Regions from separate parts of the Homo sapiens genome. Here regions 2, 3 and 4 are each linked to region 1. A link is a contact called in ENCODE Hi-C or POLR2A ChIA-PET data. All regions are on one chromosome and are shown on one strand. Each heading gives the region's core, a stretch centred on a gene start or an enhancer-like site at or near the end of the contact. The rest is flanking DNA. Distances are from core to core; before and after follow the strand shown.

The links. A loop is a pair of places that touch in the nucleus more often than their neighbours do. ChIA-PET counts read pairs that join two places held with the same protein, here RNA polymerase II (POLR2A). Pooled maps may share reads with other maps.
Region 2: a loop to region 1 is called in a pooled map, with 4 times the contacts of the local background. The contact joins two enhancer-like sites. A Hi-C loop is called at or near these places in 2 of 37 single-sample maps with no recorded cell type and 8 of 50 pooled maps. POLR2A ChIA-PET finds 5 or more read pairs at or near these places in 3 of 52 experiments (activated CD4-positive, alpha-beta T cell, activated CD4-positive, alpha-beta memory T cell and activated naive CD4-positive, alpha-beta T cell).
Region 3: a loop to region 1 is called in a map of PC-9, with 2.4 times the contacts of the local background. The contact joins two enhancer-like sites. A Hi-C loop is called at or near these places in 1 of 168 maps with a recorded cell type or tissue (PC-9) and 2 of 50 pooled maps. POLR2A ChIA-PET finds 5 or more read pairs at or near these places in 2 of 52 experiments (activated CD4-positive, alpha-beta T cell and activated naive CD4-positive, alpha-beta T cell).
Region 4: a pooled map shows a loop between it and region 1 (5-fold over the local background). The contact joins two enhancer-like sites. A Hi-C loop is called at or near these places in 2 of 37 single-sample maps with no recorded cell type and 9 of 50 pooled maps. POLR2A ChIA-PET finds 5 or more read pairs at or near these places in 2 of 52 experiments (activated CD4-positive, alpha-beta T cell and activated CD4-positive, alpha-beta memory T cell).

What each region holds. Positions count from the first base shown.
Region 1 is chr1:116,737,565-116,740,264 of GRCh38, forward strand. It overlaps the pseudogene NEFHP1. Among named protein-coding and RNA genes, the nearest start is that of CD2, 16 kb to the right of the region's middle. RefSeq lists enhancers at 543-842, 1,311-1,520. Within about 2 kb of position 1,372, at least 5 of the 41 ENCODE cell types and tissues checked have a DNase peak (open chromatin) inside an H3K27ac peak, as active enhancers do.
Region 2 is chr1:116,538,811-116,541,510 of GRCh38, forward strand. All of the region lies in intron 2 of CD58 (CD58 molecule), which reads right to left. Among named protein-coding and RNA genes, the nearest start is that of MIR548AC, 20 kb to the right of the region's middle. Within about 2 kb of position 1,366, at least 2 of the 41 ENCODE cell types and tissues checked have a DNase peak (open chromatin) inside an H3K27ac peak, as active enhancers do.
Region 3 is chr1:116,950,444-116,953,322 of GRCh38, forward strand. The region is part of intron 4 of PTGFRN (prostaglandin F2 receptor inhibitor); the gene reads left to right. Among named protein-coding and RNA genes, the nearest start is that of PTGFRN, 42 kb to the left of the region's middle. Within about 2 kb of position 1,313, at least 5 of the 41 ENCODE cell types and tissues checked have a DNase peak (open chromatin) inside an H3K27ac peak, as active enhancers do.
Region 4 is chr1:116,502,476-116,505,444 of GRCh38, forward strand. It overlaps LOC112268235 (a long non-coding RNA gene), which reads left to right. Exons shown (of 2, transcript XR_002958352.2): 2 at 1-162. Among named protein-coding and RNA genes, the nearest start is that of LINC01762, 25 kb to the left of the region's middle. RefSeq lists cis regulatory regions at 685-737, 1,466-2,447 and enhancers at 1,844-2,113, 1,952-2,246. Within about 2 kb of position 1,581, at least 20 of the 41 ENCODE cell types and tissues checked have a DNase peak (open chromatin) inside an H3K27ac peak, as active enhancers do.

The DNA.
Region 1 (2,700 bases), core at 122-2,621:
GATCAGCTCATCTGACTGAAGAGATTGCCCTCTCTCCTGGAGTGGGATCTGGCCAGGGCTGAACCAAACCCCAGAAGTCTTCCCTTGAGTGATTTTCCCCAGATGTTTTTTACGGCCACCCTCACCATCACGATGCTGTCCTGAAATTTCCGGCATTCGGTGTAGGTGTTTTCTTGGTGACCTCATCTAGTCTTCACCACAAACTTTTGAGTATAAGTGAGCAGGCCAGATTGTAACTCCTTCCCACAGATCATCATTTTTTTTTTTAAATTTTCATTTTTATAGAGACAGGGTCTCACTATGTTGCCCAGGCTGGTCTTGAACTCTGGCCTCAAGCGATCCACTTGCCTTGACCTCCCAAAGTGTTGGGATTACAGGCGTGAGCCACGGCACCTGGCTGCACCTCACCATTTCAGACATGACAAAACTGAGGCCCAAAGAGGTTACTTTGAAGATCACACAGATACTAAATAGGAAAAAGTTAGAATTTGCATTTTAAGCCTGGGTTTCTTTTTTTAGCTTGAATTCCATTACATCATCACTTCTTTCACCTTGCTTGTTCAGTTATTCATACAACCAGCACTTTTTGGGCTCTTGCAGTTTGCTGGAGAGCTGCATAGACTTCCTACTACTTAGCCATGGTGGCCGCTCTCCTGGCCTAGGCGAGCCGATGTCTCCCACCCTTTCTGTTCAGAGCTAGGGCCTCAGTCTATCTTCCTCTACTCTGGGCAGCAGGCGCCACCTCCTTAGTGTTCTGGGGCTCATATCCCAAGCCCAACAGCTGAGAAAGGGCTCTGTCTCCCCCTGCTCCCTACATCACAGCTTCTTAGATCACAATCTCACAGGCCCTGCTGGCTTTATACTTAGGCAATCCTGAGAAATAACTAGGAAGAGGAGGGTAACAAAAACAAAAATAAAAAGCAGAGAAAAGTAACGCATACCTAAGGAATCATATAAAGTTTCCTAGTTCTTCTCAATCTACAGTTCACGACTTCTCTGCTACGAAGTCTTCAAGCCCTGAGCTTGAGTTCTCCTGACTTACTTCCGAAGGTGAAACTTCTCTATTTTGTCTCTTTTATTCTCTTAAGTTGGCCTCATTATCAGGAACATAGAGGCAATCTGGGAAGAAAGCTGACATTTGTTGAGCATCTCCTAGGGCCAGGCATCGTGCTAGACCCTGGACACACGTCACTTCATTTGACCTCACAATAGGCTTGAGAACAAAGCATTTGTCTTCTTTTACAAATGTGGAAACCGAGACGCAAAGACATGAAATGACATGCCTAAATTCGTGTTTCTAGCATGTGGTGGCTCAAAGCTCTTTTCCCTTAAAGCACATGATTATACAGCTAGCAACAAGCATGTACCCCTTCTCTCAGAGGTGTTTAACGCTTGGGGGAATTCCAAGGTCAGTGACTTTCATATCCGGAACCCAGGCTTCACACAGGAACTGGCACTGTGGGCCGATTCTGTCCTCTCTGCTTTGTGGGTGGGAAGCCCAAGAGGAAAAGAAAACTCAGTTTTTGCCTTGGAGGAGATAACACCTGACAAAGGAACAAGCTCTCAGAGACAGACTTTTTGGCTGGAAAAGAGTACATCTGCTGCCATGGTGCATGCATTGGTGGCCGATAACATTAGGCTGCTTTTGTGAGAACACTCACCTCTTTGCCTGGCAGTGACAATGTTTGTGGAATCTGATTTTGCTGCTGATACTGATACTGAAATTCTGCTGTGATCATCTAGATACAACCAAGATAAACATCAATAGGACCTGGCCACAGACACACAGTGTGGCCTTTCTGATCATCACTGAAGCCCTGGCAAATATCAGTTTTTTTTCTTTTTGTCGTTTTATAAGCACTTTGTTTTATTGCACAGAAGCAATTGAAACTGGACACAGGTGGAAAGTGCGCCCTGGCATAATTCAGTGCCCAGTGCCCGGCCCCACCTGGACCACTCTTCCAGAATAGAGGTCTCTGGGCAAGGGCTTGACCACTCCTTTGGAAAACAGAAGGCATTTGGGAACAGGTTAAGACATCTCAAGCATAATGTGTTTCTAACTGCTTGTGGTCATCTGTCAGTTGCACATAGAGGCAATAAATGCACTTATTTGGAAAGGAGGGGGGCAGTTTTTATAGTCAAGTATTTACGTATGGCATTTGGCATGTATCACATTCGGCTACATAAGCTATCATAACATAATTGTCCATCGCCTCGGGAGGGTGTGGGGGCAGGAGGCTGGGATTGCCCTCTTTTGCTAACATATTGCTAATGAAGTTCCTGTTTGAAGAGGGAGGCCCTGTCATCTAAGCAGTTTCTTCTTACATAAAAAGTAAAAATTGCATTACTCTGATCCTTGAGCTCCAGGACCCTTTTGAGTTTCTTTGGCTGCTCCAGACATTCCTTTCTCCCTGCCTTACTTCCCCTTGGCAGCCTTGTCTTCTGTGGCCTTCTCTGGAGGCCTGCTGTCTTTTTGGTCTGTGCTGGAGGATTTTTCAGCCTTTTCCGCCTTAGGTTCACTGAGCTCCTTTGAGAGGGTCGTCTTTGGCTTTGGGTCTTGGGTTTCTCCTCAGGCTTCTTGAACTCAGTGGCCTTCTCCTCCTTGGTATCTTTTTTCTCCATTGCTGCTGCCGCCTCCTCCCTCTCTGCTGGTTTTCTGGGTTCCTTGGCCTTGGCATCATCTGGTTCCTTCTTGGCCAT
Region 2 (2,700 bases), core at 116-2,615, 200 kb before region 1:
TCCTCACAAGCAGTACAGGACAGATGGGGAGACAGATGGATAGAAGGATAGATTCAGAGAGACAGTCTTCAAATAAAATGTAAATTCTTCTACCCGCTATCTCCAAAGAGGTACAGTATGGTGTTTAGCATGGACTCAGAAGCCCAGCTGCCTGAGTGCATATCCCAGCTTCATGACTAAGAGCCATTTGACATTGGGCAAGTTACTTAAATCACCTTGTGTCTAGGTTTCCTCCTCTCTACAATAAGGACACAAATAGTACTTACTCTATCAGACTGTAATGAGATTAAATGAGTTAACACAGATAATAATCAACATATGAATTAACATGTAGTGCCTGCACAGAGTAAGTACTTAACAAATGCTAGCTGTAATAGAGCACACGGCCATTGGCTGTGAGTTTCCAACTCCAGGAAGCCGAGGCTCCCCGGAGGGTATGTGATATGATGAGAAGAGTCACTGAGTAGGAGTTGGGAGGTTTGATCAAGCCTTAGCCTTGGCCTGCTGTGTGACCTGGGGCCACAGTCCTTTTAGGAGCTGGAAGAGTTTTAAGAAAGCATCCATCCAGGTCTCTTGTTCTACTTACAGAGAAACGGACTCCTAAACTGTCTTATTTTCATCTGTGAAAGGGAATGCTGTATCAGGTCACTGTAAAGGTCAAACAGAATATGACTGAGTGCCACATGCAGGGTTTGTAAAAAAGAAAAGAAAAGAAAAGAAAAGAAAAAAAACAGAATATGAAAGTAATTTCAGGGGAAACATGAAGAAGTGTTAGTATTATCTTCTAAGTTGCTAGAACTCCCTTGACTAGGTAGAAGCTCTTTCTGGCTATCTCATTACACAACAGTTGCCAGATGGCAAAGGTAGAAGTGCCTATCCAACTCATCTAAAAGTGTGCAAGCCTTTCTGCAGCACCTAGATCACAGTTTCTACACCTCAGATCTTTTCCTTCTATAAATCTTTCATATTTTCTTGCTGCCCGTGGGACTTACCACAGCTGTATCTAACAAATATTCGTTATACCTCTACTTTAAGCAGCATTAAACTGGCAAGAAATGTGCCTACTTCCTCCCTAAGACAATTAGTCAATTTATAATTAATGAATTGAGTTCACTGCTGTGTAAAAAATGAGAATTTCTTACACATATCTGATGACATTTTATAGAAATATGTGTATATTTTCACGAATTTTAGTAAAGGTCAAGTATCAATCCAGCCCAGTTAAGGACAGGGCAGTTAATTCTACTTACATAAAAATCATCATCTGAGATGTGATGAAGGTCCATAAAAAGATGGGAAAGGACTAATAAACCTCAGAAGTAGAAATTTTAAGGGGACTTTTGGGTATGGAGGAAAGCCAGATCTCAATGTACACACAGAAGGAAGTGGATGCCCTGAATTTAGGAAGTGCCAGGAAATCCCCCTGTCCAAAATATGCTCACTGGAAGTCTCCTATTAGGTCTGGTGTCTCTAGAAGATTACCAGGTTACTAAAACAAGTGTTAACATTACCTCAAGGAAGTATGACTTCCTCTTTTCTTAAAAAAAAAAAAAAATAGTATGACCAATCATTTTATCATGCAGATGTGAAACCTAGAGTCATCTTATGTCTTTTTACAACCAAAACCTACATCTTGCAGACTCTTTCTTGGACCCTCTATCTACCTGGATGATAGTAGCTTCTAACTTGACATCTCCTCTCTTTAATCCATCATAAGTATGCACCATCACATTAATCTTCCAAAAATGTATTTTATCAAGTCACTTCCTTGCTCCAGTATAGGACACAATGGCTCCCCACTGCTACAAGCTGATGTCCAGACTCTCAAACCAGGACTTTAAGTCCCACACTCAATACTATCAATATCACTGCCTCCTGATCAAAACTCACCTCCCCTGTACTTTACTCCTCTGCAGGCTTCCTAAGGTCTATCCAGTTGGTCTGACTAACAAAACCATACCTTTGCTGAGGTGCCATAGAATATTTTATTTAATTAATTTATTTAGCTAGTTATTTTGAGGCAGGGTCTTGGTCTGTCACCCAGACTGGAGTGCAGAGGTGCAATCATGGCTCACTGCAGCCTCAGCCTCCTGGGCTCAAGGGATCCTCCCACCTCAGCCTCTTGAGTAGCTGGGACTACAGGCATGCACCACCATGCCTGGTTAATTATTTTATTTTTGTAGAGATGGAGTCTTGCTATGTTGCCTAGGATGGTCTTGAACTACTGGGCTTAAGCAACCCTCCCTCCTCAGCCTCACAAAGTGCTGGGATTATAGCCTTGAGCCACAATGCCCGGCCTAGAATATTTTAAATTATTTTAAAACAGTTCATCAAGTTTAAGAGGAGAAATTTATTCAAATGTTTTGAATTAGTTTTACAAACTCTATAAAAAGGGCTCTTAAAATGTGTGATCTAAATTCTGACTCAATCCTCTTGTTTGTTGGCCCTATCTATAAATTATCAGATCCCCAATGTCCATGTTTCAAAGATTCTACTTTTTCAAGGAAATCTTCTAAGAGGATACTTTGACATCTTAGCAAGCTGTATTTGTCTAAATAGAGTCCACAGGGGTCAGACCTCACATAGCCTTGCAAGTCGCTTTACACATTTTAGCTTTAACAGAGTTAGATGGGGCCATTAGAAAGTTCCACACAGATGAGTGACATGATCTGACTTCTGTTTTAAAAAGATCATTCTGGT
Region 3 (2,879 bases), core at 63-2,562, 210 kb after region 1:
CTACTGTCCGTGAGTGCCTGAGCCCTGATAAAGGCATTTGGCATTGCTCTGATTATTAGCAGGCAAAACAGATCTTTAAAGGCCAGGAAACCATTTCCTCCTTTGTCTGATTCTTCTGCTATGACCTCCAACTCATACTTATCTATTCCTTATCTCTGCATGGAAATCTTCTCTTGGGTTAGTGGCATATTCGCTCTCCTTTTTTTTTTCCTCCCCAGTAAGCCTTTATTTGGCAAAGATGGGGAGTTGGCCAGTGGAGACAGAGGGGGCAGGGAGAAGAAGAGCAATGAGAGTAAGCGGAAGGGACAATCCGATTCCGATGGAGACGAGGCAGGGTGTTCATCAGCCCTGTTAGCAAAGTAATCCTTTGATATCTGAAAAGTAAAAGAAGCGGGGTTTATCTGGCAAGCTTTTTATTCCTGCCGTCTGAACCCCATGCAAGAGAGTCACTATGAAGTACTGAACTGGAACAATGTTGGCCCAGCTAGAACTCTCCTTAGCAACCTTCAAAATAAAACAGATGTTGTCAGCACCAAAAGAAGATTTTTCATCTCTGGAGCTGAATTTGTCTCACAGCTCTGATCCTTAGTGTATTGTATGGTGCTGTCAAATCCCAGCACTGGCTCTCCGTACCCGCTCCCCCTTCAGCTTCTGAATCCCAACTCGAGGACTTTTTTTTTTTTAATTGAAAGTGCTGCTTGCACTCCAATTTGAGGCTTCTTTGAAGTACGTGTGCATTGATCCCGGCATACCCGGGGGGAGATGCAGGGACTGTCAGACAACAGGAGCGGAGCTCTAGGAGGAATGGGCTCCTTTAACTGGAAGGGATTTGTTGGTAGCTGTGTTCTCCAGAGAGTGAAAAGAAATAAAGAGACTAAATTGTGGAAAAGGCTCAGTTACTATCCAAAGGATCCCGTCATTTGTTTTCCTTTGGAGTGCTACTACCATTGTGAAAGTCATCAGTGTGCTTTTCCTGACTGATGCTAACAGATACAGAACCTGCACCTTCCCTGCTGCTTTGCATGTAATAAGCACTCAATAAATATTAGCTGAACGGGTAAATAAACCAGTACCCACACATGGATTTTGTTAAAATATGTGCATAGGAAAGCTAGAATTGCTAAGAAAGCAGTAATGTTCAACTCCTAGGATATTCAGAGATATTTGCCCCTGAGTAAACCTAACGAAAGAGCGAGTAGTATGAAAAACAATTGCATTCTTTTTTTTTTCTTCCTCTTAAGACTTCTCCTCCTTCCCTGTGCCTATGACTCAGACCATTACAGCTGCTTGGACACTTGTCAGGAGCGGGTAGGGCATGAGCATAGCAGCAGACCCTTCTCAAAGACTTCCCCGCTGGACTCTGTCCAGAAGCCAGTGAGCCTGGCCTGACACTCCATGGTTGTCTCTAGATATGTAATGTGCATGTATATGCGTACGGATACCATACCACATACAACTTGGGACCAATATAAGGTAACCGAGAAGTGACCAAAAAAGATAGACAGACAACCTGACAAGCACTCTGTTGATATAGGTGGTCTTAGGTCATGTAACTCTGGAATGTTGTCACAGAAAAGTTTTCGAGAGAGTTGGTTTGCTACACAGGTAAAATGCAAAACTCAGTTTTGCCACTTGACAGATTAAAATGAATAATTACCATTTATTGAGCATCTACTGTGTGCCAGGCACTGGACTAAGGACCTTATATGCATTAAATGTTCAATGTGAAAATATTTTTGGCCTTGGGACTCAGCTTCATTCCTGAAACTCCAGAGCATAGTCCTAAGAGCTGGGTAGTTCTTGTCTTCATTTGCTTGGGGCTTGTGTACTGAGCTAGGTGAGGGGATTGAAGCTGATTGGGGTCTTCTAGAGTTCCACTGTGCTAAGCAGGAAGACGGGGCAATGACATGAATGGGCCTGGCAAGTCCAGAGCACTTGCAGCCACTGAGAGGATCATGATAATGTTTTAGATGTTGAGAAAAAACCTCTTTTACTTAGAATGTATGTCCTACTTTAAAGGGAAAGAAAAAAAAGATTTAAGTTGGCTTGCAAAATGAGGTACAGTTTAAAGCAGGAGACATAAAATCAAGATCAAAAGGGTAAAAGAAGAATAGATATTGCAAGGTGGTTGGTATGAATTAGTTATTATATTTGAGCACTGAATTTGCCTCTGAAGTTCTGAAGAGTTGAGACAAAAAAAAAGATGTGATTATACAGTTCTCCTCTGAGGAAGGAAAACATTAACTCTTTCAGCAAGACAAACTTTCTCTTGGCATTGAATTTATCATGTGCTTTTTCATTTTGGGGCATTGGAAAAGATAATAGACAGGGCTTTCAACTGTTCTTTTACAAAAGGCCCTAAATGATGGTTTAAATGGATGTTTCTTATATCCACCCTCTATAAAAGCTGAGGACATAAATCTTAAGTGTGTGAAGGGTTTCTGTAAGAAGCTCAATTACTATGGGGGACAAATGATGCTTTGTGTTGATCCAATTTAGTATATGTCTAAAACAGAGAACCTAGCAGAATGGCTAGTTAATCTGCACATTAAGCCATCTCCTTCTGCTATCAGATGTCTTAAATGAGCCTTTGGCAAGAGTTGGATACTAATCAGTTCATGGTTGAACTCTGCCCGAAGTACCAGACTTCTGTGGCGTTAATTGGAAGGGGTTCCACAGGCTTTGGATATAAGAGCTGGAGGAGGCAGAGTTGAGTTCTGCTGTTCAGTCTTAAGAACCTGATTTGCATTCTTCCCCACTGAAGGACTGGCCCCTCTTCAGCAGTGTGCCAGCAAGGAAGGTAATTATTTTATTTAAAAGAGCTGTTAATCTGCTAAGTACTTGGTAGAAACTTTAGAGTTCTGGGCCATTTATAGGCG
Region 4 (2,969 bases), core at 331-2,830, 230 kb before region 1:
ATCCCCTCCCTCTGCATTCTTTTTAGCAAAAGGAGTTATTATTTCCACTTTCTATGAAAACATTCATTTCTTCAAAATCAGATATCCTAGATCTAGAAGAAAAAAGTGGGTAAAATGAACCAGCTGTACAGTTCAAAGGAAAATATAGTGATGCGCTCTGTCCTTTGTGTTGTGTCTCTGCCGCCTGCTTCTGAGAAAGGGGCAAGAGGGGAGGAAGCACGGGTTTCCCAGGGCAAGAGTGGGGCAGGGGGCAGGGGACAACCCTCAGGAGCAGGCTTCTACTGGGCGGCTTTGGAACTCATTCTGGGCTTCAGTTTCCTTGCTCTTAGAGCAGGAGCTGGATCAAACGATCTCTAAGGTCTCTTGTACTTTTGTGCTTCTCCAGCATAAGCCTGGGTGGGAGGTAGACTGAGATAAGAAGGACAGTGGTAACCAGGGGTCATCTAAGAGATGGCTTAATGGGGGATAACAGGGTAATTGAATAATAGGAGATTGTGTTTGAAACTTATCTCATCTGCATGAATTTCCACCTTGAGATTTTCTTGCATTGTCAGCCAGAAAAAAATAAATTGTAGTTTTGATAGATTGTGGGTGTTATAATCGATTGTGGGTGTCTATAAAAGATATAGATTTTTGGTGTCAGGCCTAGGTTCACTGAGGTAGATAGCTTCCCCTCTCTGAGCACCAGGCGTGCAAGTGTAGAGTAAGGATAAGAGTACATGGCTCACAGGGCAGCTGTGGAAGGGTCAGATGAGTCTCTGTACAGAGAACACATAGCACAATGCCTGGCCAAATTCCTGCAAATGTCATCTGTCCTCCTTCCCTCAAACCTCTTCTCCTCCTACTGCGGAGGGGAGCACCCGAACTGGAGAATAGAGTTAAACTAGTTCAAATTCTTCAAGAGTATAGTAAGTGCTCAAATGTGATTTGTCCAGTTCTTTCATATATAATATTCACAACAATCACATGGACCAGGTATTGCTATTCTGTTATACCGATGAGGAAACTGAAGGTCAGGGTTGTCTTCAGGTCATAAATAGAACTGAGATTTGAAACTCAGTCCAGTCTACTGAATCCAACCCCAAATACTCTTGTCACAGACTGAAAGCTACACATCAGGGGCAGATGCGGTGGCGGAGAATCCACTGGGAGAGGCTTCTGCTTGGGAGTTGCTCCAGAAAGCCCTACTGGTTTATGCAATCAGACATGATCCACCCCCATGTTCTTAGGCAGCCCTGGTGCCAGGGCCTTCTCACCCTTCATTCTAGCTGAAATGGAACCAGCATCACTGTCTCCCTATGCAAGGGGATCTCTCAACTTCCTCCTGTGGTTTGTCAAGTCTTTTATATCATGACCACTCCAATTCATCAAAGCGTTCATGCTTATTTTGTGCCTCAGTGTTTCACAATGATTTCACTCACTCCTGTTAGGTGAGTGGAGACAGCATTATTTTCCTCATGTTGAGGTTGGGAGCAGGCTCAGAGCAGGCTCAGGGAGCTTCCATCACTTGATGGAGGCCCCACAGCAGGGCCCGTGTGGGCAGCCCAGGACTCTGCACTCATGGCGCCTGCCACTGCAGAAGACGCCCTTCACCAGCCACTGGGTCTCAACAGTGTGGCTCCGGCAGGCCTCTCAGTGGGTTTGTGTCACCCAAAGGCTGATGAAGAACAGGGGGGTGGGGTGGCAGTGAGAAAGCACTTGGGAATTCAGTGATAACAAGGTCACCCATTCTCTCTCTGTCAGCAACTGATAGTGACAGTTGTAATAGTGACAGGCAGACCTGGATGGAAATCCTGGTTCCACCACTGACTAGCAATGTAACCTTAACCATGTTACTACTACACTTCCATGAGCTTCTGTTTTTCCATCTGTATAGTGGGACTAATACTACTTACCTACTCCTACTGAAGGGTGAGACGCAGCAGGCAATGCGCTTAGCACAGGGCCTGGAACATAGTAAATGCTCAGTGGTAATAGTGCATAGTCTTCCTTAAACTTGCAGTGACATTTATTTCACCATGATTAGCAGCTGAGGCTGTGGGGTGACATCAGGGTGATGAGTCACTTTGTCTGGCTGGGTCTTACATCCGGGGCGATGTTCTGTTGCATCCACCACCCTCCCCTGCCCCAGCTCAGGGCCCTAACAGTCTAGCAGGGCTGGGACTTTCTGAAAGGCTCCCCTGACCACACCAGTTCCTCAGGAAGCCTCTCAACCCCAGCTTCAGCTCTACTGACATCGCCTTACTTCCCTTTAACCCCTTTTGAGGCCCAGTTTAGAATCTGTATCTCAGCCAGAGCTCTTTCCATGCCAGCTTTGTCCACGCTGTTTACTCCTGGATAGTTCTCAGGCCCAGCCATATACCAACCCAGTGCCTGCAGTCAGGCAGACCTGGATGGAAATCCTGGTTCTACCACTGACTAGCAATGTAACCTTAACCATGTTACTACTACACTTCTATGAGCTTCTGTTTTTCCATCTATATAGTGGGACTAATACTACTTACCTACTCCCACTGAAGGGTGAGACGCAGCAGGCAATGCACTTAGCACAGGGCCTGGAACATAGTAAATGCTCAGTGGTAATTCCAGCACTTTGGGAGGCTGAGGCGGTCAGATCACTTGAGTCCAGGAGTTCAAGACCAGCCTGAGCAACATAGTGAGACTCTGTCATAAAAGAAAAAAAGAAATTGCTCAATGAAAGTGTGTGTGTGTGTGTGTGTTCCTCCTGAGCATTTTACTTTTCTTTGCTATATTTTTCCACCATATACCAATTACAGACCACATGGCTCACATCATTTCTATCTTCTCAAGCATCCTGGTTTCTTTTCATCCTTTCTTTTGTTTTTGGCTTTCTAGCTTCTTTTTTCTGGACTTTTTTTTTTTTTTTTTTTTGAGACAGAGTCTCGCTTTGTCACCCAGGCAGGAGTGCAGTGGTGTGATCTCAGCTCACTGCAACCTCAGCCTCCAGG